Regions from separate parts of the Homo sapiens genome. Here region 1 is linked to region 2. Evidence: chromatin loops called from intact Hi-C (ENCODE). Cell type or tissue: heart left ventricle. All regions are shown on one strand. Links, peaks and the distances in the headings refer to the core of each region. The heading gives the core; the rest is flanking DNA. Region 1 overlaps SLC45A1 (solute carrier family 45 member 1). Region 2 overlaps RERE (arginine-glutamic acid dipeptide repeats).

Region 1 (14,721 bases), core at 6,338-10,337, 380 kb after region 2:
TGGCCCTGTGCCTGGGATGGAGGGAAGTGGCCTAGGCCCACAGGGCAGGGTAAGGGCAGCAGAGCAGTGTCATGTGGCCTTTGGAGCCAAGGAACGTACAGATAAGGCACTGGGCTACTCAAGGGTGGCTGAGGGAGAATGAAAAGCACAGTCCTCTTCCCTTGAGGAGCGAGGCTGGGCAGGCCTCCTGCTGGCTTTGGCTGAGTTTTCCGAGCTGACCCACCTGGCCAGGGCTGCTCAGTCCTGTCCACCCTGGAAGTAGGAGCTCCTTAAGGCCACTCATTGACCAGCTGTGGAGAGGCTGCTCTGAGGCAGAGGCAGGCCCAGCTGGCATCCTCACTCCCTCTGCAGCCTGGTGAGATGGCGCAGGGGGTGGCTACTGTGCTTACGAGGAGGCAGGTTCACCTGCTCCATGGGACTTGGAGTACAGGTCCTGTGGGACAGCCTACGTGCAGGGCTTCCTCACTGGCCACCCTCCAGTGTGGGGCAGGATGACTGATAGAGCAGGGCCCAGAGGGAGGGCGGGGAGCCACCTTGCTTGGAGGCACCAGGCGCCTCCCCTGCCCCTGTACCCAGTCCTGACATGGGAGAGCACTCACCATTGCCGTCCTCATATCTGAAGCTCTGTTGGCACCTGGTGTAGACCTTACAAGCCTCAGTATGAGCAGTGTTGAGGACAGGTAGTCATTTGTTCATTCATGCATCATTCATTCAGCAAGTGTTTACTGAACCCCTGGAATGTGCCAGGCACAGTTGTAGGTGCTGGCAGAACCCCTGTCCACATTTACCTTCCAGTTTGGGGAGATAGTTGAAAGACGTGTGCCACGTTGTGAGAGGCAGAAAGTATATGTTCTGGAAAAAAATAAATCCAGAAGAGGGGATCAGGAGAGCTGGGCGCAGGGGCAGTATGGCGGTTTCGAGAAGGCCGTCAGGAGAGGTCCGCTGAGGAGGTAGCAGAAACATGGAGGAGATGAAAGGGCAAGCTGTGGGAAATCGGGGCAAGAGCAGCCACAGAGGCAGAGCGGGGGCTCCCAATCTTCCAGGGACCCCAGGGCAGCATGGCTGGAGGTGGCAACCCTGAAATCCCTGCCAGCGCCTGTGTTGGCTGGAGCTGGGAGATAGGAGGTGAGGGCAGGAGGTGGTGCAGTGAGGTCAGATCAAGGCAACGTTCTGAAGGGAGAGACGCAAGATTTGTGCCAGCAGAGAGGAGAGGGCAGTGCTGTGCCAGGTCCCCATTCTGCGCCACCCACTCTGCTGGCCTCCTTTAGGTTCTGCGAGTGAAGAGCAGGGAGACAGCCCTGGGCAGGGGGTGCCAGCCCAACACCCACTGGCGCAAGGCTGTGTGTTCCTGTGACCTGACAGGCAGAGGGCAGGCCCAGGTGGCCGGCGAGAGGGACCCTGCTGATCCCGGGTCCTCGACAAAACTGGCCTGGGATTGCCTGTTAGGGGCACTCCACAAGCGGACGAGGGAGTGCCTGCATCAGCGGTGGGCTCGTCACTTCTCTCGGCCTCTGGAGCTCTTGCTGAAGGTGGAGGCAGCCACTTTGGGGCAGGGCCACCTGTAGCCAGGTGGTGCATCCAGCCCTGGTGACCAGGAGCCATCCTGGGTGAGGAGGAAGTCATCGGTCATTCCAGCCAAGGGGGACAAACATTGAAGAGCTGCACACCGCCTCCATCTGGCGTTTTGTCCTTTCCTTAGGTTCAGCAGGCCCCGTTCACCCGCTGGTCGACCCCCTGACTGCCGGTCCCCACCTGGCTCGCTTCCCCTACCCGCCTGGCACTCTCCCCAACCCTCTGCTTGGACAGCCCCCACACGAGCACGAGATGCTTCGCCACCCAGTTTTCGGTAAGACTTCCCCTCCAGGAGGGGCGGGGAGGCCGTGTGAGGGTTGGGTTGGGGTCTGGTCTGCTGTCTTCATTCATTACTCATTCATTCATTCATGCATTGAGCAGGTGGGTTCGCTCCCCCTGCATGCAGGGGGTCCGTGGGGGAACAAGCCTCCTGCCCTCTGGGGGCTGTCTGGGGTAGGGGTCATAAATGCATCAGCCTTGCTAAGAGCCGGTGAAAGTAGCAGAGGGGACTCACGGCAGGTCTCTGAAGGAGAAGCACTTGGGCTGAGGCCTTGGAGGAGGGGCCAGGCAGGTCCAGGCAGAGGCACCCAAGGGCACCTCCTGCCTCCCCAGAGGCTCTGCCCTCTGGCTGTCTGCAGAGTCTGGGAGGGGCTGGCTCCTGTGTCCGAACTGGCACCTCTCCTGTGCTCTTTGCCGTTTGCTGTGCCTGTGCCGCCCTGGTCTTGGCCAGTCCTCTGGCTATTTCTGTAGCGCAGGTTGTTTTGTGTTCGGCAGGCACCCCCTACCCCCGTGACCTGCCTGGGGCCATCCCACCCCCCATGTCAGCAGCCCACCAGCTGCAGGCCATGCATGCCCAGTCGGCCGAGCTGCAGAGACTGGCCATGGAGCAGCAGTGGCTGCATGGACACCCCCACATGCATGGTGGCCACCTACCAAGTCAGGAAGATTATTACAGGTGAGGTGGGGTGCTGGGAGGGAGTGGAGGGGTTATCTGAGCCCAGGCTCCCAACCTCCCCGTGTGCCCAGGGCCAGGCTCCTCCCCCTCTGCCTGCTGGGCCCTGGAGGGGACATTGTGGAACCATGGTGATGGGAGAAACAGAGGAAGGGAGGTGTTGGGAGGGTAGGTCAGCTACACAGGAGGCTGCGGGCTTGGGGTTGGATTGCCTGGCTGTTGTCTTTGGGGTTGCCTCCAGCCTGCGTGACTGCCTGCCTAGGCCTGAGACTAAATACGCTTTCCTGTTTTGTCTTTCCAGTCGACTGAAGAAAGAAGGTGACAAGCAGTTATAAGTTATTTATTTGTTAACGCTGGCTGTGGAAACCCCAGTTCTTGGGGGGAGAAACAGGACTTTTTACATAAAATAGGAGCTGCAAAAGCAAAAAGAATATCTTCTAAAGATTTCTTTATATATTTAAAAACCCACAACTAAAAATGTATCCACATAGTAGTGTTCGTTTGTCGAGAGGATTTCCTGAGACTGGTTTGGATCTCCCTGCATGACAGTCCCCCAGAAACTTAGTGAGTCCTGGACTGGACTGAACATCCAGAAAGCTTCCCTGCAATCTTGGGGTTTGGCTTTAGTTTTCTTTTCCTTGATTTCTCAGTAGGTGCTAGAATCCAGTTCACACCCTTCACTGTGCGTGCAGACACACTGACACACTCCGCCACGAGTGCTCCAGAGCCCACGAGGCTTGCAGATCGGGGGCATAGGAATTTGGAATCCAAGAGCTATAATTTTTAAAAAAAAAAATCTTTTATTTTAATACATTGTAGGAAATCTTCATAATTGGAGAAAGTTCTGCAGCATGGCTTTTTACGTCTGTAAATAAATAATTTTAGAACAGCCTTTTTTTCTTCCATAAACTACTATTGTGATCTATTTTTTCCAGCCATGTCACTAATTGTGAATTCCTACCAACTATTGACAGAATACAGAGTTGATTTTTTAATAAAAAGTTATATATAATTATCCCTTTAATTAAAGGGAGCAAAGGGGCGTTCCACATGGACAGAGGCTTGGACCGAGGCCTGGTCACAGCAGCGAGCATCCAGGGTTTGCAGGGACGATGTTACAGACTCTGTTTTCTGCCTGGCGTTTCACTTGTGTCTGCTCCTAGCCTGTGCTCTGCCAGCAGCACAGACATCTGCTCCATCAGACCTCTTCCATTTTGCACAGGGAGTGCAGGAGGTGAATGTTCACTTTCTGTTCTCCAGTGTCACTGTTCTGTTTCCACGGGATGGAAAGCGCATGGGCCTGTGTCCATTGTAGATTTCCTTCTAGATTTCTGTGTACACACACTTGATTGTTCTGGATGAATGTCTTTTTTAATACTCCGAAAATTTCATCATCTAAGAAAATGATTCCATACAAATAACTCAGCACACAAGTGACCCAGGACATATGCCTGCCAAAGGGATGTGTTAGAAGGCTGCCTTCTCATGCGCATTGTCACTTGGATCTTGTGGTGAGGACGGCCCCATCTTTCTTGCCACAGATTGAGGCCACTTTTGAGCAAGGGAGATCCTGGAGTTAAGACAGGTGTTGGGGGCAGCCTGTATTTTACCCTAGGGGCAGGTCTGCATGGTGACCCCACATTGCACTGGTAAACCATTTGAGTCCCACTCTTCATCCTGGAAGTGGGAACTGGAGTCCCACCCACAGTGCATTCAGAAAGCATGCTGTGTGGGGGCTGCTTCTCAGGAGGCCAGGCCCTTCTGAGCGGAACCGTCCTGGAGAGAGCCTGCCCTCGTTTCCAGGCTGCAGCCGTAACGCACTTTCTCCCAGGCTGAGGGCGGGTGTTCTGGGGTGTCTGCCCTCTGTCGGCCCTGCTTCCTGCCAGGACGTGGCCTCTTCCGATCCTTTTCTCTCAGACACTGGAGGTCTCTTCTGCCATTGTGCTGGTCCCATCCCAAGAATTGTAGGACAGAGACCACACTGGGTCGGCGGACACAAAGTCCATCCAGGACCCAGGCCGCAGAGGGAGCAGGAAGAGATGCTGATAGTTTGATCTAGAAACCAGCAGCTACTGGCTCAAATTCAGGTTCTGGCGTCAAATAGCGACATTTCCAGTTTCTCTTAAAAACCGTGTTTGGTTTCAGTTGGGATAGGCTTGTTTTGTCTGTTGAAAATGTTTCTAGTTTTTTTTCTTTCATTTTTCTCTCATTCCATTTCTGCCTTAACTTTAGTTTGTTCACAGGGAGGCAAAGCTGACATGAACCTTTTGTCGTGGGACTTCAGGCCACATTGGCTTGAAGGCATTCGTTTCCTTCTGGGGTGGGGACAGGCCCTCATGGCAGGCTTGTTCCCGTGGCTCTGAGCGAGGCCTCTTCCTGCTGGGCTCCCAGACTCCTGCATCCAGGCCCCCACCTTCTCGGCTTCTGGTTTTTCTTTCTTTTTGGTAGAACACAACATCTACCATTCAGTTAAACCTTCTTTATCTCCTCCTTTGGCATCCATTTTTCCAAAGAAGAGTCGAGTCCTCTGAGGTCTGTGCTTGAAAGCCGTCCGAAGGCATTCTTGTTAGCTTTGCTTTTCTCCCCATATCCCAAGGCGAAGCGCTGAGATTCTTCCATCTAAAAAACCCTCGACCCGAAACCCTCACCAGATAAACTACAGTTTGTTTAGGAGGCCCTGACCTTCATGGTGTCTTTGAAGCCCAACCACTCGGTTTCCTTCGGATTTTCCTCCCTTTGTTCGGGGTTTGGTTTGGCTCCTCTGTGTGTGTCCGTATCTTGTTCGGTGTCCTCGAGGTTGAGCTTCACTCCACTGCGGCAGAGGCAGCGTGCACACTCGGATTTGCTACGTTTCTATATATCTTGAAGCTAAATGTATATATGAGTAGTTTGCCATGAGATAACACAGTGTAAACAGTAGACACCCAGAAATCGTGACTTCTGTGTTCTCTCCATTTGAGTATTTTGTAATTTTTTTGAAATATTTGTGGACATAAATAAAACCAAGCTACACTACAACCCTTGGGTGTCTCCCGTGCACTGTCTCATTCCTGGAGAGTGGGCGGGGATCCTGGCTGTTACCCCAGGTGGGGAAGGGACAGAGGGAGAGTCGGCTGTTCCCTGCTGCTCGGGACCCTGTTTGCATCCCAGAGTGGCTTCCAGAAACATCCTCTGTCTGGGAAGAGGCTTTCCCTGGTGAGGGTGCTGTCTTTCTTTGGAGGCTCCCCAAGCAGCGGGATGGGCCCTAAGCAGGCACTGGCATTGGGACTAAGAGCATCTTCCCCCACCCCTTGCCATTCACCCCACACCTCTAATCCGTGGGCGTTACCAGCATGTATGGGCATGTGGCACCCTGCCTGCTCAGGAGACACATCGGAACCACCCCATCCTAGCGGCCTCCTGCCTGGCCCCCATCTGCCTCCCCGTGGCCTACCAGTGCCCCCACACCCCACCCCCAGCCACCCAGCTCTAGAGCTGCACTCCAGGTGGAGGATGCATCCCAGGCCTAAGGGGCTCTAACCCTCCAAAGGGGCTGCAGGCAGCCTGCAGGGTGTGGACATGGCCACAGGGGGGCAGGCGTTGGAATTGCGCTGTGGCTTCAGAACCTGTTGAGGGCATTTTCCTGGAGCCTCAGGATTGTCCCCGGAAATGTGTGTCCACCCTTTGTCATCTGGGATAGGGCCATCAGTTTCTAGGTGTTTGCAGACATGGGGCAAGAGCAGCCCAGAAAGCTGACTGTTGGTAAACTGTCCTCAAACCAGGCAGGGTCCGCCACGTGGTAAAGACTTGGGGAGCAGCAGGCACCAGGCACTGCCTCGCTCAGGACCTGAGAAAGCTTCGCCATGCAAAGACCCGAGTGGCGCACACGATGACGGCCCTTGAGGCGAACAGCAGGGGTCCTGCTCAGCAGCGTGGCTGACCAGGGCACAGGGATGGGCCCGCAGGCTGGCCACAGGAGCCCCAGGTGGCTCTCAGTCCAGGTCTTGGGTGAGAGGATGGCACTGGGGTGGCTGGGAGAGGCTGGAATCCAGGCGCTGTCTTGGTGGGTCTCCGGGACTGTGCCCCTTAGGAAGCTGCAGGGTTTAACAGGTACAGGTCTGTGAAGTGTAGATTTCAGTGTGGTTAAATGGTTGGATCCAAGCGTCTTGAGGAGATAGTAGGTTCATGCTACAACAAGGCCTCATCAGAGCTGGGCAGCTTCTCAGGCATGAACAGCTGTGGCCATTGTCACCACTCTGCCACGCACCCATGTGAGGAAGAGGGCCGGGAATGCTAACCAGACATCTGCTGGGTGGACGGGGCGGAGGGAAATGGTGCTGTCCTCCAGCAGCACCCCAAAGCCAGGCCCTCGCCTCTTGCTGCCCCAACGACGTCCCACGTGCCCTCTGCCCCTTTGTTCCTGGAAACGCATCCTCAGCTTGAGCATGGTGGCTCAGCAGCCCCGCTGGTTCCACTGCAGGTGGGCTAGGAAGATGGCACTTTGCAGGGCATGGTGTAAGTCCCAGGGCCTCAGCACAGTGTAGGTGTGCAGCTGGGTGTGTGGCTGCATTGTTGATAATTGTCCATGGTAAGTCTAGGGAGGGAGAGACCTCACTTAAGCCTCACCTGGGTAAGTCAAGATCACGCATCTGAAGGGCAAGGATGCACCGTGGAGAGATCAGCGGTGGCCTCCCACACACACACGAGATTGCAAGCTTCCAGGCCCTCAAAAATCAGCACTGGTGAGCTATACAATTGTGGATGTGATCAGCTGATGAGTGGTGGCGGGGGGCGGGGGGGGGGGGGGTCAGGGCCAGAGCCCTTCTGTGTGGAAGCTGAGATGTGGGGAGCCGTCATCTGAGCTAAGAGCCCTCACTAGCCCCAGCCTGACCACATGGTGAGACCCAGGGCAGTGTGACTGGGCACCAGCACAGACTTCAGTGACCACCATCAGCCTCACCTGACCAGCCCAGAAGGCTTGGGTACATATCTGAACTCAGAGCTTTGAAATCAGAACCAGCTACCCAGATACTGGGGATGAAGCTGCCAGGCCCCAAAACCAGTGGAAAAGTCTGTCCTGCACTGGACCCCTGGGGCCCTTCCTGCTGCCCAATGGAGACCGAGGAACAGCGGGGTCCTTGGCCTCCCTACCTCCTCCTAAGGAGGATCTGCCAGATGAGCCAGCCAAGGGATGCAGCCGCACATTTGGCCATCCGGTTGGACTGATACGGGCTGCAGGATAAAGCAAGCCCTTTCTGGTTCATAAGGTTCCCGGACCTCCCGTTAGAAGGCGGGGCCTGGCTGGAGCTGGCATCCATCGTGGATCCCCAGGGGGCCAGGAACAGCCTCCTGCTCAGCCCCTGATGAGCTCCAGCTGCAGATGCCTCACCCGGTCCTCTCGGAGGCGGCATTGTCGGCCTTTGACAGTCTCGGTATCTGAGGTCCTTTACCTGAATCCCCACTGGGTTCCTAGCTGCCCTGGAATCCTTGGCAACTCAAGTTCTGGGACCTGGTTCTCTGCTTCTCCAACTCAAGGTGGCTTCTCTAGTGGCTGTCTTTGTCAAGAGTGGTCATTGTTCCCTTTTGACACCTCAGGGACCCAGGCTGCAGAAGTCCCCCTGTATCTCCCACAGCCCAGTTCTGTGTATGCACAGGCACCCGGGCCCCTTCTTAATGAACCAAGTTTGTGGAAGGCACTTGCTCTGCAGATATTGGAGGGATGGATGGATGGGTGGATGGACCCTGCTGGATGGATGGATGGATGGATGGATGGATGGACGGACGGACGGATGGACGGACGGACGGGCCCTGCAGGGCAAGGTTCCTTGCTGCCAGTCCAGATGTGCTATTGGAAAGTGGGTGTGAAGGACCAGATAGAAGGACCTTTTGGGTTGACTTCGGAAGGCTTCCCAGGGACGCCTCTGCTGGGCACCTGGAGACCCTCCCTTCACATTCTCTTGACTGTGCCTGCCGTGTGGGCCCTGCAGTCCCTCTGACTCCAACCCTGGTTGACACCATCGTAGAAGTGGGGAATGGGGCTTGGGGGATCAGCTTCTGATGAACCCCTAGGGTTTGAGTATCCATTGGAGCAAATTAAAAACAGGCTTTTAGAGCACCTTTTAGTTGTCCCAGAGAGGATTCCTGAGGCCATTTCTTGCCTATCCCACTGTTTTCTGGGCATGTGACCACCCAGTCCCCCCCACCCCCCAATCCCCTTGGACCCTGCTGCTGGGCAGCCGTCGAACAGAGTCCATCCCCATCCTGGCCACCAGGTGGCAGTCGTTACAAGGCCCAGGTGCTTGCCCTGGGCCCGCGGCTGCCACAAGACCTGCAGCTCTGGTGTAGGGGCAAGTCAAGGCCCCCGGCGATGGTGGGGAAGGCTGGAGGGTTTGACAGCGAGCATTGTGTAAGAGATCCGACGTTTCCTCGAGGCAGGCGGCCGGACAGGCGGGTCAGAGATCAGGCAACTGGACAGGCCTCAGCAGAGCGGGTTGTGGAGATGGCTGGGAAGAGGGGGCTGAGTGTGGGCAGGTGAGGCTGATGGCTGTGGGCAGGCAGGGCGGGCACGGCTGTGAGAATGAGGGCAAAGGCCTTGTCTAGAGAACAGGAGGTTTCTTCTGTTCTCCGCTGCATCCCCCAAGGCTTGGGAGGTACCCGGTAGGAACTCAATGTTCCTTGTGTGGAAGAGAATCCCAGGATGGCATCAGCAGCGGATGACTTCCAAGAATCATGACTCCCATAACTAACCGCGCCCCCACTCCCCGACAAGCCCCCTGAGCAGCTGCTGGGGGTCCTTGTGTGCCACAAAAGTACCCACCCCCAGTTCCAGACACCTGCTCCTTCCCTCTACGGATGCCCTCCACCCGCTCCCCGCTGAGGATGATACGTCACGCCCCACGCACCCGAGTGGATTCTGCAGACACACTCTGAGCAGGTGCAGGGAGGGCCAGGACCTCCCGACTGCGGGGGGGCCAGGCAATTGTCAGTTCTTGCATATTCCAGGGAAATCATCCCTGTTCCCCCAGAAACCTGTAGCCCAGCCTGGTGAGTGTAGGAATGCCACCTTACCGGGTCCCGGTTCCCGGTTCTCCAGGGAATGCCACCTTACCCTGTCCCGGTTCCCCAGGGAATGGTCCAGGGTTAGCCCAACAGCCTAGGGAGGAAGAAACACAAAACCCAGGGAGGCGATGACCTCTAGGGCAATTCCTTTGATGACGTTCAGTTTCCATGCTAAGTGCTGTGGGCAGTGCTCGATGGCTGTTAGGTGTGTTTCGTTTCTGAGTGGCATCAAGGAATGGGAGCCACTTTCCAAGTTTGCTGACAGGAAAGTCAGGAGTGGCTTCAGATCTTGGTGATGTGGTTTTTGTTTTGAGTGGCCTGAGAAGCATGAGTCTCACAGAGCGCTGATCGATAAAGCAAGAGGCCTTCTCCCGCTGTCCCCTCGCCTCTGAATAGGATGAGAAGCTCCCTCCAAGCTGAGCTCCCTGGGGAGCGAGCCCTGGGGAGCGAGAAGGCCTCCCTGCAGCAGCACAGTGTTCAGGAGACAGACGGGCAGGAAGCTGCCCGCCCTCAGGGGCTTGGCCGGCTCACAGCGCTCCTAAGGCACTCAGCGGCATGAGGCTGGACTCAGACTCCCCGGGCTCAAACTCCACCCTGTTGTGACGTGGGCCAGGTACTGGGTGTGCTTGCCTCAGGATCCAGATCTGTCAAATGGGGGAATGATACCTCTTTCCCAGCAAGGTCGGAGAATGGATTAAGATTCATTCACACGTGGCCTCGTGTGTAGTGAGGACTTCACAAACAGCAAGCAGCGGTGACTACCCTCATCATCACAGCTTGATTCTTTTTTTTTTTTTTTTTTTGAGACAGAGTCTCGCTCTGTCACCCAGGCTGGAGTGCAGTGGTGCAATCTCAGCCCACTGCAACCTCTGCCGCCCAGGTTCAAGCGATTCTCCTGCCTCAGCCTCCCAAGTAGCTGGGACTACAGGCGCCCACCACCATGCCCAGCTAATTTTTTGTATTTTTAGTAGAGACAGGGTTTCACCGTGTTAGCCAGGATGGTCTCAATCTCCTGGCCTCGTGATCCACCCGCCTCGGCCTCCCAAAGTGCTGGGATTACAGGCGTGAGCCACTGCGCCCGGCCCACAGCTTGATTTTTAAGTAGAGAGAAATCCTCTCTGAGATGTGAAAGTCAAACGAATGTGGCTCTCAGTGAGTCCTAGGCCTCGTGGTTTGGAGCTGGTGGCTGCTCCCACTGCCATCTGCTAGGAATAGACCTGGAAGTCAAGGGCAGCTTTTCGGACCCGGCCAGAGGGCAGTACTCCCACAGTTCGGGAGGCAGGGCAGGTTCTCAGAAAAGAGAGGCTGACAGGGACGATTCCCACGTGTAGAAGCAATCTGTGTTTTGTTAGAAAGTTCTAGGAAGAGGGCCTAAGATTTGACAAGCCAAGAGTAAGCGGGAAGCCCCTTATTCTTCATTTTGACCAGTTCTGGGCAAAGACAGCCCAGACCAGAGGACAGCCACCCAACACCACATTTTCTAGGAAGTCTGAAGCTCTTCCAAACAACATAAATGTGGGGAGGGTAAGTCTGCAGTTCCAGGAAAAGCATGGGACTAACAGGGCCTGAGTCTACAGAGGCTCAAAGGAGCGGTGTGACTTTGAAAAGCCACTAAACCTCTCTGTGCTTCAGCTACATGTGTATCAGGGACCGTGAGACCCGCTTCACTGAGCTCATGACCATGAAGGGTAAAGCAGCATCACATGAAAGCACAGGGAAAGAATCACTGGCTCCAAGCAGGGTGGACTGCACGGAGGAAGTGGCATTTCAGACAGGTCTACATGGATGAATCAGATATTGATGGGCAGAGAAGAGGTGGACTTGGCCTGCAGGAAGATCCTAAACACAGGAACCGATTGTGGCCCACAAAGGTTCTGTGGCTGTAGTACAGGGGGCTGGCAACGTGGCGGGTGGCTGGCTCGGGAAGATGGGCTGGGCTCTGTTTGGTGGAAGGAATTTCTACCTGATTCCTTAGGGTCTGGGGAGCCAGGGTAGGTGTCATGGAAGACTAGAAGAGGGGATGGGCTCAGGCCCGTGTTTACAGCCCCCCAGCTTCAGGGTGGAAGATGGATGTGAGGGTAGACAGGAGGCCAGGAGTCCAGCAGGGGCGCAGAGAGGAGTGGTGGGGCTCCAGGAGGCAGCAGGCAGTGACACTGAGGAAGGCTATGGCCCATGGGGGAGGCCGGGGCTCAGGTGGGAAAATCATAACCAAGGTGGGGAGGCCGTGGTTGGGAGGGAGGCTGTGGCCCAGGTGGGGAGGTAGCCTTTCTGACTGGCCCTAAGTGGTCACAGCAAGATGATAAGACACTGTCATGAACGCCAGACTCCCCAAGGCTGGCAACAGGCCCCAGAACCCCTGTTGTTTGTTGTGGATTTGTGGTCAGGGATGTCTTATATGTCCCCAGAACACAGGGCCCATGCAGTGAGGGAACTGGGGGCTGCACAATCCCAGACCAGGCCCAGCTTGGCGACAACAGGGACCCGGCCGTGACCCCTCATGGCCATTAATCACCATGCGTGGAGGAGCCCTCCCAGGCCTCTGAGAAGGGGCCTTGGTGAGCTTCCAGCGTCAGGTGACGAAGATGGTCAGAGGCCAGATGGCGAGGGACTGCCACACTCACGAGAGCTTTGCCAGATCCACAAAGGGGCACTGGGAGGCAGTGGGCACAGCCCGGGCAGACCCAGGCCCAGCGACGCCTGCACGCAGCAGGCACATGGTGTCCATCTGTGGAATGAACCCTTGGCGGATGGAGGGGGAAGAATGACCCGAACCTCGCCCTCCAGCCCCTAGTCCCTGCCTGTGGAGTCAAAAGGCAGGATGGGCGCTGGCCAGCCACATCAGCTCCAAACTCTTTGAGATTTCAACTTTTGGGGCATTTTACAATCTGAGCATCTTGGTGCCTATGCTCCCTCGAGCCTGTCAAGCAAGTGCTCACTTCAGAGATCACTCCCTGGCTTCATCAGGACACTGCTCAAACGGCACCTCACTACTGAGGCCACCCAGACACGCTGCTGTCGCCCTGTCCTCCTTCCCTGCGCTTGCGCTGCACGGAACCTCAGTGAGCCATGTGTCTCCCTTCCTCTCACATCAGTTCCAGCAGGGCAGAGTGGACACTTACAGCTGGATTCCCAGGCCAACCACTGTCTGCCACACCCAGGCACTCGCTGGATATCTGGAGGGTGGATGAGTGGATAAGAGGATGGGTGGAAGGATGGATGGATGGAGAAATGGATATTTGGATGGGTAGATGGGTGGACATGTGGATGGATGGATATATGGATGAGTGGATATTCGGATAGGTGGATATTTGGATGAGTAGATGGATGGTTATGTGGATGGGTAGATGGGTGGATGTGTGGATGGATGGTTTTGTGGATGAGTGGATATTCAGATGGGTAAATATTTGGATGAGTGGATGGATGGTTATGTGGATGGACGGATGGGTGGATATGTGGATGGATGGATATATGGAGAAGTGGATATTTGGATGTGGATGGATGGATGGATGGATGGATGGATGGATGGATGGATGGATATATGGAGAAGTGGATATTTAGATGGGTGGATGGGTGGATATGTGGATGGATGGATATATAGATGAGTAGATATTCAGATGGGTGGATATTTGGATGAGTGGACGGATGGTTATGTGGACGGATGAATGGGTGGGTATGTAGATGGATGGATATATAGATGAGTGGATATTTGGATGGGAGGATATTTGGATGAGTGGATGGATGGTTATGTGGATGGGTGGATATGCGGATGGGTAGATGAATGAATGGATGAGAGAATAAATGGATGAATGGACAAGTGAATGAATATGAGGCCTTCTGATCCAAAAGACCTGTATACTGTGACTCTACCCTGGGATGCAATGTACAGAATGTATGGTCCAGTTAGACCAGGCTCACTCTACCTCAGCACAATTGACAGCTGGGTCTTGCTAGCTCCTTGCTGTTGGGGCGGTCCTGTGTGCCGTGGGAGGTTTACAGCATCCCCGAGTTGTGACAACCAAAGCTATCTCCAGACTTTGCCAGATGTCTTCCTGGGGGTGGGGGTGGGGTGGCAAAATTGCCCCTGGTTGAGAACCATTGAATTACACCTTTACTTTCAAAAAAAGATTCTTACAAACCTCCCCTGCCCGAGTCCTCAGGAGGGTAACTCAATCCCATGGGGACCTCTCAGCCACCAGAGAGCAATGCCTAGAAACCATAGGCTTTGCCGCTGTCATTTATTATTTTATCACATATTTACATTCCAGTAGGCAGCCAGTCCCCCTGTCCAACAAGGCCCTTTGGTCCTCACTGGTCGGCCTGCTCCAGACCCCCAGGTGCAGGCGCGTGTCCGGAGTCGAGGCTCCGCGATGTCAGACGTTCAGCAGGAGGGGCCGGTGCTCCTCGTCTGCAGCGTCGCTGGGAGGAATTTCATAAATGACAAACAGGGAGGAGTACAGGCAGCCCAGGAAGGACACGAGGCTGGAGAAGTACATCACCCCGTTGGCACTGCCCACGGCCGAGGTCAGGGGCCCCAGGACCAGGGAGACCAGAATCTGAGCCAGGAAGTACTGGCAGCTCAGCAGAGAGATGTCCACGCCCATGCCCCGCCGGGTGCCGTCCGCACTGGACCCTGCAAACTGACCCAGAGGAAGAAACGTGTCAGCGAGACACGCCGCGGCCAGCACGGGGTGACCGAGCTCGGTGTGTCCTGCGAGCCCAGGAGGCCCGAGCGGCCCACACACAGCGGCCTCACATTTTTCAGCGCCAACATGCACAGGGAGTTCAGCCAAGAGTTTAACAATATTTGTGTTCGGAGAGATGACGACAATGAAAAGAATCCATGACTAATGGGGCAGAGGGCTGAGCTCCCACGGGCCGAGGTGGCGGGAGACACTTTCCCCGCTCAGCACTTGAGCTCTTCCCCATCCTCTCACCCAAAGAAAACCAATCTGCCCAGCCAGGCGACCGCTCCACTCCTGCCATCCCCTCCTTCACCTTCATCCAGGATGGGACCTGCCCTACACCCCCAAAGTCCTCTGCACATGACAGCCGCTGGTCCTCTGTCCGAGGCTCCAAGGTCCTCGTGGCCTCCAGCTTGGGCACGTCACTCACTCTCCCTCCCCTGCATGCCATGCTGGGGGACAGTGGCTGAGAGTGTG
Region 2 (14,721 bases), core at 5,764-9,763:
ATTTCTACTCTAGGATGACCAGCAATGGCTTAGGGAAGATGATGAAAATCTCGTTTCCACTTCCTTCCTTTCCCTTCTCCTCCCACCCCAAATCCTTTATGTCCTGAAGAAATGATATAATTCATTATTAATATAATACTTTGAGAAATGTGGAGGAGTTCTTTAAATTGATCTTCACCTTGTAATGAATTTGGACACATTTTCAGGACTTCTCCAGCTGTATCAAAGTAAAGGCAAGAAGGGTCAACAATAACAGTTATATTATATGCATTTTATTTTATTTTATTTTAATTTTTGAGACGGAGTCTCACCTTTTTGCCTAGACTGGAGTGCAGTGGCACGATTTCGGCTGACTGCAACCTCCACCTCTGGGTTCAAGCAATTCTCCTGCATCAGCCTCCCGAGTAGAGTAGCTGGGATTACAGGCACCCACCACCATGCATGGCTAATTTTTGTGTCTTTTAGTAGAGATGGGGTTTCACCCTGTTGGCCAGGCTGGTTTGGAACTCCTGACCTCAGGTGATCCAGCCTGCCTCAGTGCTGGGATTATAGGCGTGAGCCACCGTGCCCAGCCACATACATATTTTAGATTAAGCTCCTATATGATATATGTAACAAAATACCTCCAAACTGCTGCTTAAAACAACATTCAGCATTTGTTATCCCACACACCTTTTGTGGGTCAGGAATTTAGGAGTGGCTTGAGGTCCCTTCTCAGGTTGCAGTCAACTGAAGGCTTGATAGGGCCTGGAGGATCCAATTGCAACATAGTGCATTCACAAGGTTGGCAGAGTTCTTGCTGGCTGTTGGCAGAAGCTTCAGTTCCTTGCACATGGAACCTCTTCATAGGGCTGCCTGAGTTTCTTCATGATACTGCACCTGGCTTTCCAGAAGAAAGGATTCATATAAGAGCAAGGTGAAAGCTGCAATGTCTTTTATGACGTAGCCTTGGAAGACATTATTGTCAAGAGTTTGAATACCAGGAGGCAGAGCTCACTGGGGGCCATTTTGTGGGCTGGTTACCACAGTTCTCATGAAAATGTTAGTGAATAGAATAATAAAATTTAGAACTAAAAGGAGCCGTAGCCCAGTGGTTTCAAGATGTGGCTCTTGAACCAGCAGCAGCACTTGTGAATTTGGTTAAAATGTAAATTATTGGGCCTGTCCCAAGACTTACTGAATTAGGATCGAGGAGTGACTCCCAACACTCACTCTCTCTCTCTCTCTTTTTTTTTAAATAAACTTTATACTTTAGAACACTTTTAGATTTATAGAAAAATCGGGCTGGGCGTGGTGGCTCACGCCTGTAATCCCAGCACTTTGGGAGGCAGAGGTGGGCGGATCACGAGGTCAGGAGATTGAGACCATCCTGGCTAACACGGTGAAACCCCGTCTCTACTAAAAATACAAAAAATTAGCCGGGCGTAGTGGCGGGCGCCTGTAGTCCCAGCTACTCGGGAGGCTGAGGCAGGAGAATGGCGTGAACCCGGGAGGCGGAGCTTGCAGTGAGCTGAGATAGCGCCACTGCACTCCAGCCTGGGTGACAGAGCAAGACTCCATCTAAACCAAAAAAAAAAAAAAAAAAAAAAAAAAAGAAAAATTGAAAATTGGGCAGATAGTATAAGTAGTTCCCACACACACACATATACAGACACACACACAGAGTTCCCCCTATTATTAACATCTTGCATGAGTGTGGCTTATCTGTTACAACTGATGAAGCAGTATTAATATATTATTAACTGAAGTCTACAGTTTAAGATTCACTCTTTGTGTTGTACATTCTGTGGGGTTTGACAGAAACGTAAATGTCATGTGCTTATCCACAGTTACAGTATCCTGCAGAATAGTTTCACCACCATTAAAACTTCTGTGCTCCATGTAATCATCTCTCCCTTCTTTGCCCAGCCCCTGGCAACCACTGGTCCTTTTACTATCTCTATAGTTTTGTCTTTTAAAGAAAGTTGAAGTTCCTTTTAAAGAAAGTTCTATGGTTGGAATCATATAGTGTGTATACTTTCAGATTGGCTTCTTTCACTTAACAATATGTGTTTAATGTTCCTCTTTCTTGTTCTTTAGAGCTCATTTCTTTTTATTGCTCAGTGAACACCACAGTTCGCATATCTATTCATGAAGTACGGTTGAAGGACACCTTGGTTGCCTTCTGTCTCTGATTATGAATAAAACTACTCTAAAATTTGTGCAGATTTTTGTATGGACATAAGTTTTTAAGTCAGTTGGACAAATGCTTAGGGGCACGATTGTGGGATTGTATGGTAAGATTATGTTTAGCTTTTTCAGGCTGGGCGTGGTGGCTCATGCCTATAATCCCAGCACTTTGGGAGGCTGAGGTGGGCAGATCACGAGGTCAGGAGATCGAGACCATCCTGGCTAACACAGTGAAACCCCGTCTCTACTAAAAATACAAAAAAATTAGCCGGGCGTGGCAGTGTGTGCCTGTAGTCCCAGCTGCTGGGGAGGCTGAGGCAGGAGAATGGCATGAAACCAGGAGGCAGAGCTTGCAGTGAGTCGAGATCGTGCCATTGCACTCCAGCCTGGGTGACAGCGCAAGACTCTTCTCAAAAAAACAAAACAAAACAAACAAACAAACAAACAAACAAAAAAACATTATGTTTAGCTTTTTCAGAAAATGCCATACTGTGCTTCATGTTTGCTGTGGGTTAGATGCTTCCGTTTCCTGTAGTTTTCTTGTTTTTTTCCACCCCTGGTTTCTTTGGGTTTCCCTAAGAACTCCTTCTTAAATAGAGTCTGTCTTGAAGCTCTGTCAGTTGTAATGCATTTTTTTTTTTATACTGGAGCTCTGTTGATGTGGTGGAAAGGTGTTGGGGAAGGAGTGCATTCTGTAATCTAATATTAAATCTCAGTTTTTTAGTGGGCGTAAGTCTTTAGGCTGTGATCTTCCGAAGAGTTTATTAGCTTTCCTCCCCTCACCCCTTCTGTGAGAAGGCAAGAGGGAGTTGAGTAATTGTCCTTTCCCCAGGTCTACAAAGCTCCTGCGAAGTAGTTTTTCTTAGCAGGTGGGCCTTTGTTATGGAGAATGCTCTGAGCAATTGCAAAATGGTTACTTTCCCCTCTCCCTGCCTAAAATACGAGGGGATTTTTTTCTTTGATGTTCTTGTAAGAACCTGTTCAGGCTCCTGGAGGTAAAAGCTATATAGGTCCCTCTTAAGTCTGGACCTCCAGAAGTTTTAACTCTCAAGCTAGTCCACACTCAGTCTTCTGCAGTTCGTCAAAATTACCGTTCAGGTATTGATTACTGTATTGCTTACTGGTTCATGTAGCTTTTGCTTCTGGTAATCTGATCTTTTCTGTGATTCTCTGTATTTTCTTGTGATTTTTTTCCTTCAAATTTTGTGGTAGCTGTTTGCTCTGTGACCCCAGTTCTCTAATGGATCTAAGAAAGGCCATTGATTTCAGTTTGTTTAGCTGTTTTCTTGCTGTGAGGATGGGAATGATGACTTCTGAACTGAAAATGAAGCCTGGCACCCAACACCCCTTGCTTTAACAAATCCCTCCAGGTGATTCTGAGGCATGTGAATGGTTGAGAACCACTCATGCAGCGTTAGTCCTTCAGTTCACAGATAAAGTACAAAGGGGAAACTGGCTGGTCACTGTGGCTCACACCTGTAATCTTAGCCCTTTGGGAGCCTGGGAGGTAGATGGTGCAGTGAGCTGTGATTGCACCACTGTACACCAGCCTGGGTGACAGAACAAGACTCTGTCTCAAAAAACAAAACCAGACTGGGCGTAGTGGCTCATGCCTGTAATCCCAACACTTTGGGAGGCTGAGGCAGGTGGATCACCTGAGGTCAGGAGTTCAAGACCAGCCTGACCAACATGGTGAAACCCTGTCTCTACTAAAAATACAAAAATTAGCTGGGTGTGGGGACGCATGCCTGTAATCCCAGCTACTTGGGAGGCTGAGGTAGGAGAATGGGGTGAACCCGGGAGGCGGAGCTCGCGGTGAGCCGAGATCGCGCCACTGCACTCCAGCCTGGGCAACAGAGCGAGACTCTGTCTCAAAAACAAAAACAAAAACAAAAAAAACCCCAAAAACAAATGGGGGAAATTACTTTTCTAAGTTACAGGGAGAGTCAAAACCCGGACTAGAACCTGGGTCTCTTGACTAGATCATCTTCAAGCTGTATTTTTGTATCTACATATAGTGACCTTCAAAGGGATTCATTATATTTCATCTTGTGTATTGTATGTTTGACAAGTATATTTGTTTTGATGGTTCACTGATTTCAGTCCTTGGTATTTACCTCAAGTTCATTCTGGGATCTGGTTCTATTCATACACATTATCATAGCTATTTGGAAGCTTACTTGAAATCTTCTCTTTGAAAGAAATATCAGCCTATCTCAGGTGTGAGCTTCAGTGTAACATTGATGTGAGTGAAATAGTATGTTATATAGAAAATTTTATTTTCCCCTGCCATCCCTTACATAAGATTTTTTAAATACCTGAAAGAAAACCTTAGAGCTCTTCATTCAGTCTTTGGAAAAGCCTGATGTGAACCATCATATGGGAGGAATCAGCTGCATCTGTCATTCTTTCTTCCCATGAGTTCCCATAATTTCATTTTCTTAATATGTAGTATAGGGTGGATAGCAGTCATAATCCCCTTTTCCATCTCAAGCCAGCCCACACTCCTTAGCCTCATGCACATGACATTCCTCTTAAGTTGTGATCTGGAGAAGGCTGGAGATGTTTGCTGTTGGCAGTCTTTTTCTGTAAAGGGCCAGATATAGTAAATATTTAGTCTTTTCAGGTTGTATGGTCTCTGTTTCAAGTATGGAACTCTGCCATTGTAGTGGGAAGACAAACAACCATAGAAAATACACATAAAAAAATAAGGCCAGGTGCAGTGGCTCATGCCTGTAACCCCAGCACTTTGGGAGGCCGAGGCGGGTGGATCACAAGGTCAAGAGTTCGAAACCAGCCTGGCCAACGTGGTGAAACCCCGTCTCTACTAAAAATACAAAAATTAGCCAGGCATGGTGGCACGTGCCTGTAGTCCCAGCTACTTGGGAGGCTGAGGCAGGAGAATCACTTGAAACCAGGGAGGCAGAGGTTGTGGTGAGCTGAGATTGTGCCACTGCACTCCAGCCTGGGCAACAGAGCGAGACTCCATCTCAATAAAAAAAAAAAAAAAAAAAAATCGGTGTAGCTGACTTCTAATAAAACTTGATTGATTGATTGATTGATTGAGATGGAGTCTCACTCTTGTTGCCCAGGCTGGAGTGCAATGGTGTGGCACGATCTCAGCTCACCGCAGCTTCCACCTCCCGGGTTCAAACGATTCTCTGCCTCAGCCTCCTGAGTAGCTAGGATTACAGGCTTGCGCCACCATGCCCAGCTAATTTTGTATTTTTAGTAGAGACAGGGTTTCTCCATGTTGGTCAGGCTGGTCTTGAACTCCCGACCTCGGATGATCACCTGCCTCGGCCTCCCAAAGTGCTGGGATTACAGGCATGAGCCACTGCGCCTGGCTATAAAAGTTTATTTTCAAAAACAGGTGCAGTCTCTTGGCCCTAGTTGCTAGCTGCTGTTTCAGAGCCTGTGGAAATCTTACCTTCACTTTATGCCCCAAAGGATGCCATCGTTTTTATCTACTGGATGGGATCCCCAAGATTACTTAGATTGTTTTCAGAAGTAATAACAGATATCTGGGTATGGAGCATAGCATCTTAGTTTTAGTTTCTTTTTTGAGGGATGCTTTTTGGTGTTATGGTATACCACAGGTGCCTAGAGAAAATTCCGTTTTAGGTGCTGTCCTTTGAGGAAATACTGCTGATCTCAAATAACTGTGGGTAATTGAAATATCATACCTTTTAATGGTGACTACTAATCCCCTAAAAAGAATATAGACTTTTTCGCTCTAAACATGGTTTCAATAGGGTTTTTTTTTTTTTGATGGTCTCTTATGACTCTAGATTGAAACAAACAAGAAAATAACCCTACTTCTATAGTTACTATAACAGCTGAGGCAAGCTATACTACCAGTGGTGCATGGTAAAGCCTGCCTTTTAATAAGTTCTTAAATATAAAGAATGATAGAAAGTTTCAAGTTATGGTGTGTTATAGGTGCCTATGGAGTTATTAGGTTAGAGGAATGATTTTAATTTACTTGGATTCCTTAGCACATTGCTTATTGCATGCGTGCTCAGTAAAAGTGGATACTGGTGTTTGTGCTTTGCAGCTACCGCAGGTCTTGGTTGTCATGGCTTCTCATTAGTGCATTAAGATCCCTTTAGAGCTCTGGTTGCCTGGCAAGAGAAAAGGCAGGAACTGCCAGGAGCTGAAAGGACAGATGCTTAGCTGCAGAAGTAGCCTCTGGGGAGCGTTGGCTGCGTTGGCTGAGGTTCGTGTGCATGTGGTCAAATGTGTGAACTTGGGTTTTGCTAGACAAAACTCTGGGCTACATGGATTAATTAATATATGCTACAAGTGGTCTTTGTTTTAGAAGTCTTTGCAGTTTGAGCTATTTAAAACTTTTTTTAAATAAGCAAATTAGAAGATTCTGTTTGGGGTGCATTCCTGTCCTTTGGGGAAGTACTGCTGACCTTTAAGAATAGTGGGTAATTGGCCGGGCTCAGTGGCTCACACCTGTAATCCCAGCACTTTGAGAGGCCGAGGCTGGCGGATCACGAGGTTAAGAGATCAAGACCATCCTGGCCAACATGGTGAAACACCGTCTCTACCAAAAATACAAAAATCAGCTGGACGTGGTGGCGCGTGCCTGTAGTCCCAGTTACTTGGGAGGCGGAGGCAGGAGAATCGCTTGAACCCGGGAGGCAGAGGTTGCAGTAAGCTGAGATTGTGCCACTGCACAACAGCCTGGCGACAGAGCGAGACGCTGTCCAAAACAAACAAACAACAAAAAAATAAAAAACAGTGGGTAATTGAAATATTGTATGTTTTAATAATGACTACTAGCCAGATGCGGTGGCTCACATCTGTAATCCCAGCCCTTTAAGAGGCTGAGGCGGGCGGATCACCTGAGGTCGGCAGTTCAAGACCAGCCTGACCAACATGGAGAAATTCTGTCTCTATGAAAAATACAAAATTAGCTGCGCATGGTGGCGCATGCCTGTAATCCCAGCTACTCACGAGGCTGAGGCAGGAGAATCGCTTGAACCCTGGAGGCGGAGGTTGTAGTGAGCCGAGATCGCGCCACTGCACTCCAGCCTGGGCTACAGAGCGAGACTCCTTTCCCCCCACCCCGCGCCCTCCAAAAAAAAGACTACTAATCCACTGAAAAAAGGTCAGTTGGCTGGGCCCAGTGGCTCATGCTGTAATCCCAGCACTTTGGGAGCCAAAGGCGGGTGGATCACCTGAGGTCAGGAGTTTGAGACCAGCCTGGCCAACATGGTGAAAACCCGTCTCTACTAAGAGTACAAAAATGAGCTGGGTGTGGTGGTGCATGGCTGTGATCCCAGCTACTCTGGAGGCTGAGGTAGGGGAATTGCTTGAACTCAGGAGGTGGAGGTTGCAGTGAGCTGAGGTCGTGCCACTGCACTCCAGCCTAGGCAATAGAGGGAGACTTCTTCTCAATAAATAAATAAATAAACGTCAGTTTACAATATTAGAATACTGAAAGCTTGAGTAATTAGAAGAGTCTTATGATTAGAATTAATTATTTCAGGCTAAAAAATATTAGAAGGAGACTCTAGAGGGCAGTATAAGTCAACATGTTCATGCTTCTCCTGGCAATGGAAAGTTAAATTTTGCTTTGGAAAAATATACCAGGTGTTCTGAACTCTTTCCCCACCACACGGTGTCCCGGTTTGGTAGAAATGTGAGTTTTGGAAAGAAGTGCTCTGATTTGGCTTACAAAGATTAGCTAATGTATCAGAATTATATGGCCCTAGGGAATATCTCTGCTTGGTTTACAATACTGTCTTAGAAAAACTGGAATTGCCTGGCCGGGCGCGTTGGCTCACGCCTGTAACCCCAGCACTTTGGGAGGCCGAGGCGGGTGGATCACGAGGTCAGGAGTTCGAGACCAGCCTGACCAACATGGTGATGAAACCCCATCTCTACTAAAAATATAAAAATTAACCGAGCGTGGTGGCGTGTGCTTGTAATCCCAGCTACTCAGGAGGCTGAGGCAGAACTGCTTGAACTCGGGAGGTGGAGCTTGCAGTGAGCCGAAATTACGCTGCTGCACTCCAGCCTGGGCGATAGAGCAAGACTCCGTCTCAAAAAAAAAAAAAAAAAAAAAAAAAGAAAAGAAAAAAGGAAAACTGGAATTCCCTTATTGACTCAACTAAATTGAGTTGAGTTTGCTTTTCAGACATTTGTGGAGCATTAAGTGAAAGGAATATATCTTTATAGCTAATATGTCTTTTGTTTTCAAATCTTGTTGGGTAGGAAGTAAATGTACCCTCTATTCAAACAAATGGGAAGAGTTTGACTTATTTTGACTTTTTTTTTAAACAACTTTTTAAAACAAAGTTAAAATTAGATGCCTCATTTGTGAATGTCTGTGTTAATGTTGAACCTTTCAGAACGTTTGCATTAAGCAAAACCCAGAGCCTATTATGCCTATCACTTTTTCTTCTAATTTTTAACCTTCTATGCATTTTCAGGGAAATCTAATCCTTATGTTATTGACTCATCTTACATATAATTCATCAAATATGGTTTGGAAAGAACTGTTTTGAAGCCTAAGAAGCTCTAGTTTGTAGAGCTTCTTAGGGTCTTAGGCTTTACAAGGCAGAAAGTGGGGATTACCAAGGGCAAACTAATGAATCTCCTATAAATTTAGATTTAATATTTTAAACTATTAATTGCAATTTTTGTTTTTTGAGACAAAATTTCACTCTGTTGCTCAGGCTGGAGTGCAGTGGCACGATGTCGGCTTACTGCAACCTCTGCCTCCCGGGTTCAAGCAATTCTCCTGCCTCAGCCTCCTGAGTAGCTGGGACTACAGGCGCCCACCACCATGCCCGGATAATTTTTGTATTTTAAGTAGAAACGGGGCTTTACCATGTTGGTCAGGTTGGTCTCAAACTCCTGACCTCAAGAGATCCGCCCACCTTGGCCTCCCAAAGTGCTGGGATTACAGGCGTGAGCCACCGCATCCGGCCAAAATAGTTATTTTGACGTAGTTACAACTATTTTTCCTTTGGAAATAAATCAGGAGTTTTAGAAAATACTGAGTTTCCCACATCTTTCAGTAATGTTAAAACTAATGTGCACTAGTGAGACAGGAACGAGTATCATGTATTGCCTTTGATTATTGTTATTGAGTATTAGGTTTACTTCTGTCACCACTTGTGCATCTATGTTTTTTTCATTCTAATCACAGAGTAATGTAAAATAAGCATTCGTGTTTTCAAAATATACACTACTCATTAGAACTTTCACCTGAAATTGTGTGTTTTTAATTTATACAGAATTGGTGTGTAAACTAAAGGAGTTTTCTTAACGAAAAAAGTAGAAAGTTAATTAGAAAGTTTCTAGGAAAGAAGGTTGAGTTGTTTTTTTTTTTTTTTACAAAGTATCTAGAAATAAAAGGTAAATTTTTTTTTTCTTTTGTTTTGAGATGGAGTCTAGCTCTGTCGCCCAGGCTGGAGTGCAGTGGTGCAATCTCAGCTCACTGCAGTGTCCACCTCCCGGGTTCAAGGGATTCTCCTGCCTCAGCCTCCTGAGTAGCTGGGATTACAGGTGCTCGCCACCACACCCAGCTAATTTTTGTATTTTTAGTAGCGACGGGGTCGCTGGTCTTGAACTCCTGAGCTCGTGATCTGCCCACCTCAGCCTCCCGAAGTGCTGGGATTACAAGCGTGAGCCACCGCGCCCGGCCAGAAGGTAAAATTTTAAAGCAGCTGTGTAATATGTAGAGAAAGTAACTAAATCTTTGAGTTTACAAAGGATTTGGGATATTTGCTTAATTCTCAGACTTGAAATTAACTAACTTACTAAATGTTTTCTTTATTCTGGCAAGTGACAGAACATTGATATAGACAGTATTACTCACGTTTTGTTTTATTTGAATGTAAATCGGCAGAGTCTCTCTGTATCTTGAAATATACAGGAGAAATTTTCCTTAACCTAAGATTGAAATATTATTTAAATGTATAACCCATTTTTGCCAACCCCTGAGCCAGAAACCCAAAGAAGGATACATATAGAAGTGGTTTCTTATTGACAGCTTTAATTTATGCAAATATCCAGGGTTGTTTTGTTACTACCAAAAATAAAATAAATGTATTTCTTAATATGTTACATGATATAAATGACATCATTTTAAATAGTGACTTTCTAGGGATAGAATATCTTTGGTAAAGATAAAAGCTGGTTTTTGTCAGATGTTAAATGTAGAAAATTGAGAAGGGCTATGGAACAAAATCTTTGATTTACAAGTTGACAAAATGCTGGAACACACAGAGACTATATAGATTCATTTGATATAAGAGCTTCATTTAAGGGAAGGAATTCAAGGCTCTTTCAGCTTGTGATTTCTATTTTGGTGTATTCTGTCCCCACCTAATGATTTATACAATGTGATGATGGTAATTCAGAGCTAGAAAGTAGGTTGTTTCTGGTTTCAGTCCTTCTTTTTATCTGAAATACTGAAAGAGCCGAACTGTATTCTGTACAGGTAGTGGTTACTTTTCTTCTGCTTAGACTTAAAAACACAGCCTGTTTGTTAGCTTTTGTTGGCACCAAATAGTACTTGGACAGTATATATTTCACAGCGACATATTTTTTCTACCTAACATTAAGCACTTGCTTAATTTGAAGAACTGTTCTGTTGAGCCTGCCTAAGACAAAATTTCAGTGTACATAGCACAGTCTGAATTAATAGAACTCAAACTTACTAGGCCATGAAAATGGCTTAATCAACAGTGAACCCTTTAAAGACCTTGTCAGGTAGTGTTCTAATAGTGATTTTAGAAAAAAAAACAATGATTAGTGTTTAAAGATACTCTTTGTTTTAGAGTTTGTTTTCTTTTTTAAAGCCCTCTTGAGTAACTTCTGGGGTTGTGCCTATGTTCTGTTTAGAGGGAAAAAAATTGCATTTCTATACTTTATATTGAACCACAGCCATTCAGTCTAATTACTAATCTCTTCTTGGTAGAAGTCCTTTCAGACTGAATTGTTTATTCTTCCTTATCTCTAACCTGAGGGTATATTGTTGCTGAGTTGTTAGATTTTATTCTTCTTTGTTGTCATTCTGCAGTTTCGATTCCTACCTCCCCCTCCCATTTTGGTGATGGATGGCTGATCTGATGTTTGTGAGGCATTCAGGATTTGATAGCTGTGTTAAGAGAGACTCAGCATTCCTTTCTGGACACCTTCTCTTTTCTCTGTTGAAAGTTCTGAATCGTTTGTGCTGTCAGTAGTTTTTGATAGGTAGAGGGTCAAAGACAACTCTGTTGATTAATTGAATTTCCATGTCAAATAGCTTTTTATTTTGAGGTATAGAGCCTGAGTTTAAATGCAGGTTCTGAAACTAACTACATAGTCCTCTCTCAGTATTCGTGGGGGATTGGTTCCAGGACCATCGGTGGGTACCAAAATCCACACACATTCAAGTTCTTTAAATAACATGGTGTCGTATTTGCATGTAACCTATGCACATCCTCCAACATACTTTAGACCATATCCTCCCTTATACTTTACATCGTCTCCAGATTACTTATAGTATTCAGTGCAATGTAAAGGCCATGTAAATAGTTATTATACTGTATTGTTTATGGAATAAAGACTTAAAAAATTCTATACATGTTTAGTACAGAAGCAACCATCCTTTTTTTGTTCCTCCAAATATTTTCAGTCCGTGGTTGGTTGAAACCACAGATGTGGAACCCAGGGATATGAAGGCCAAGTCTGTGGCTTTATTGAACAGATGTTACTTAACACCTTTGTCTCTTGGTTTGCTCACTTATAAAAGAGGAGGTAATAATAGTGCCTATCCTGTAGGAATATTGTCATATATGTATAATACTTACAGCAGTACCTGGTGTACAGTTAGCACTCAATAAATATTAGTATCGCTGTCATTATAGTTTGGATGAAAAAGCTAATGGGAGTTTTAAGTAGAAAAGGGATGTTACCAGAATTGAGTTTCAGAAACATTGGTTTGATAGCCAAGGGGAAGGTAGATGGGTGCTAGGTTAGCAAAGGTTGAGGCAGGAAGACCTGTGCGTGGATTGAGTTGTGTTTCTGTCAGAAGACACAATTACAACAAATATCGTTTAAAGATTTCAGTTGGCTTTATTTGTGGTTCTAGAATTGGGCAATACCTTATGAAGTAGAATAAATGTAAGCATTCCAATGAGTGCAGTAGAGGAGGTTGGCTTCATAGACAGAAAAAGGGCTGAAGAAAGCAGAAACAAAGAACAAAAAGCACCAGTAGACTTCCCTGATGTAGGGTTGCCAAAGCCTTCAGTTTGCTAGGTGAGAAAAAGTAGTATCTGCAAAGCGCAGCAAAGCAAATGCAATGAAATGAGATATGCTGGTAGCTGACTGTTCAGCTCCGTGTTACTGCTGTCAAGACAGAGATAAGGGTTTATGTTATTAAGATGATTTAGTTTTGAGTTTTGAGGTTAGCTAGCACTGAGGGACCCATCTTACATATTTAAGCAGTCAGAAAGGAGAACATATTTTTGCCAGATAGTAATTAAAATTTCTAATAGAGGCCAGCAACCCTTCCAACAGAGAGAAAGCAGGTGTGAGACCAAGTCACCAAATCCCATTGGTCCTGGTCAGGTGCCTCACTTCTCACCAGAAGAGGTTTTAAGAATCTCTTGCCAGGCACGGTGGCTCACATCTGTAATCCCGGCATTTTGGGAGGCTGAGGCAGGCAGATCCCCTGAGGTCAGGAGTTTGAGAATGGCCTGGCCAACATGGTGAAACCCTCTCTCTATTAAAAATAGAAAAAAATTAGCTGGGTGTGGTAGTGGGCACCTTCAGTCTCAGCTACTCGGGAGGCTGAGGCAGGAGAACTGCTTGAACCTAGGAGACGGAGGTTACAGTGAGCCGAGGTTGGGCCACTGCACTCCAGCCTGGGCAACAGAGCGAGACTCCTTCTAAAAAAATAATAATAAAAAAGTCTTGAGTGGAAAAATACAAAAACTCTTTCGGTTCAACTCTTCCATTTCCTGAGATCTTGTGTTCAGGCCTGCAGGGAAGTCCCAGGCTGTCGTTCAGGGGCTTGGGGAAGCAGACCTCTGCAGTGCTCCCAGTTGTCTGAGGAATGCAGTGTTAACTGTCCAAGTTTTACCAGCCTAGGGCAGTGTCTTCAAGGTGGGCTCCTTCTAAGATGACCTATCGGGTACCTGAGAAATACTAAAACAACTTTTTTTTTTGAGATAGAGTCTCGCTCTGTCACCCAGGCTGGTGTGTGGTGGTGATCTCGGCTCACTGCAACCTCCGCCTCCTGGGTTCAAGCAGTTCTCTTGCCTCAGCCTCCTGAGTAACTGGGATTGCAGGTGTGCATCACCATGTCTGGCTAATTTTTGTAATTTTAGTAGAGACGGGGTTGCACCGTGTTGGTCAGGCTGGTCTCAAACTCCTGACCTCAAGTAATCCGCCCTCTTCAGCCTCCCAAAGTGTTGGGATTACAGGCGTGAGCCACTGTGCCCGGCTAGATTTTTAATTTTAATGGAGCCTGGATGTTTCATGTACAAGTAACGTATTTTGGGATGTGTGCTTCTTGTCTACTCTTGGGGTTATACAATTATAAGAACTCCCCTACAGTGGCCTATGAGGCCTACCCTGACCTTGGACTCGACTCGTCCGTTGCCGGCACCCTCCACCCTCAGTTGTGTTCTAGTCCTGCCGGCTCGCTTGCTCTCTCTTGCTCGTTCTTGTTCTCTCTCTCTCTCTTGCTCTCTCTCTGACTCTGTCTGTCTGTCTCTCTTCTCTCTCCAGCTGGTACCTACCCTCTGCATATGTTTAATCCTTCTTGCTCTACTTTTTTTTCTTAGCACTTACTGCCTTTGAATATTGTGTGAAATTTATAGAATACAAAAAAATCTGTTGGTTATTGTTTGTTTCTCCCTGCAGAATGTAAACCCCTTGAGGTCAGGAGTGTCTTTCTACTTTGTTCATAGATGTATTCTAAGTGCTTGTGCTGTTTTTTTTTTTTTTGAGATGGAGTCTTGCTGCCGCCAGGCTGGAGTGCTGTGGCGCGATCTCGGCTCATTGCAACCTCTGCCTCCTGGGTTCAAGCGATTCTCCTGCCTCAGCCTCCTGAGTAGCTGGCACTACAGGCGTGCACCACCATGCCCAGCTAAATTTTTTTTTTTTTGTATTTTTAGTAGAGGCAGGGTTTCACCATGTTGGCCAGGATGGTCTCGATCTCTTGAAATCATGATTTGCCCGCCTCAGCCGCCCCAAAGCATCTGGCACATATTAGGGCTTGTAAGTTCCATTAATGAGTGAGTAAATTATTCAGGAAGATTTGGGAATACAAAAATGAATCAAACGTGCTCCATGCCCTGAGTTGCTTCATATAGCAGCAAAGACCAATTTATATGAAAATAATTTTAAGTCTGTGAGAAACGCAGCAGTAGAATTATATGGAGGGTAGAGAGGTGACAGTAATAAGGAGGTGATTAATTCTCTGGGGGTGGTGGTAGACACATAAGCATTTAAATAATGTAAATGTTTTGAAAATGTGACAGTTTTTAACCCATTAACTGTTGTGGTAGGCTTACTTTCGCTTGTCCAGAGAAA

Evidence for each region. A loop is a pair of places that touch in the nucleus more often than their neighbours do. Peaks named below come from ENCODE experiments on the same cell type or tissue, not always from the same donor. Only the 100,000 strongest peaks of a DNase experiment are listed, where the experiment ranks them.
Region 1: a loop joins it to region 2, with 2.4 times the contacts of the local background. A loop is called at or near these places in 5 of 110 quality-filtered maps.

The regions. Positions count from the first base shown.
Region 1 is chr1:8,343,225-8,357,945 of GRCh38, reverse strand. SLC45A1 (solute carrier family 45 member 1) reads right to left here. Exons shown (of 9, transcript NM_001080397.3): 9 at 13,781-14,199. The coding sequence ends at 13,933. RERE (arginine-glutamic acid dipeptide repeats) reads left to right here. Exons shown (of 23, transcript NM_001042681.2): 21 at 1,700-1,846; 22 at 2,347-2,527; 23 at 2,826-5,542. The coding sequence ends at 2,859. Among named protein-coding and RNA genes, the nearest start is that of SLC45A1, 32 kb to the right of the region's middle. RefSeq lists enhancers at 7,263-8,083, 14,330-14,721. In heart left ventricle, for the core only: CTCF peaks have their summits at 8,548 and 8,774 (motif pointing right); DNase peaks (open chromatin) are centred at 7,827 and 8,867.
Region 2 is chr1:8,719,682-8,734,402 of GRCh38, reverse strand. All of the region lies in intron 1 of RERE (arginine-glutamic acid dipeptide repeats), which reads left to right. Among named protein-coding and RNA genes, the nearest start is that of RERE, 91 kb to the left of the region's middle. RefSeq lists silencers at 2,340-2,509, 13,064-13,304 and an enhancer at 3,492-3,991. In heart left ventricle, for the core only: a CTCF peak has its summit at 7,680 (motif pointing right); no DNase peak of the experiment used is centred there.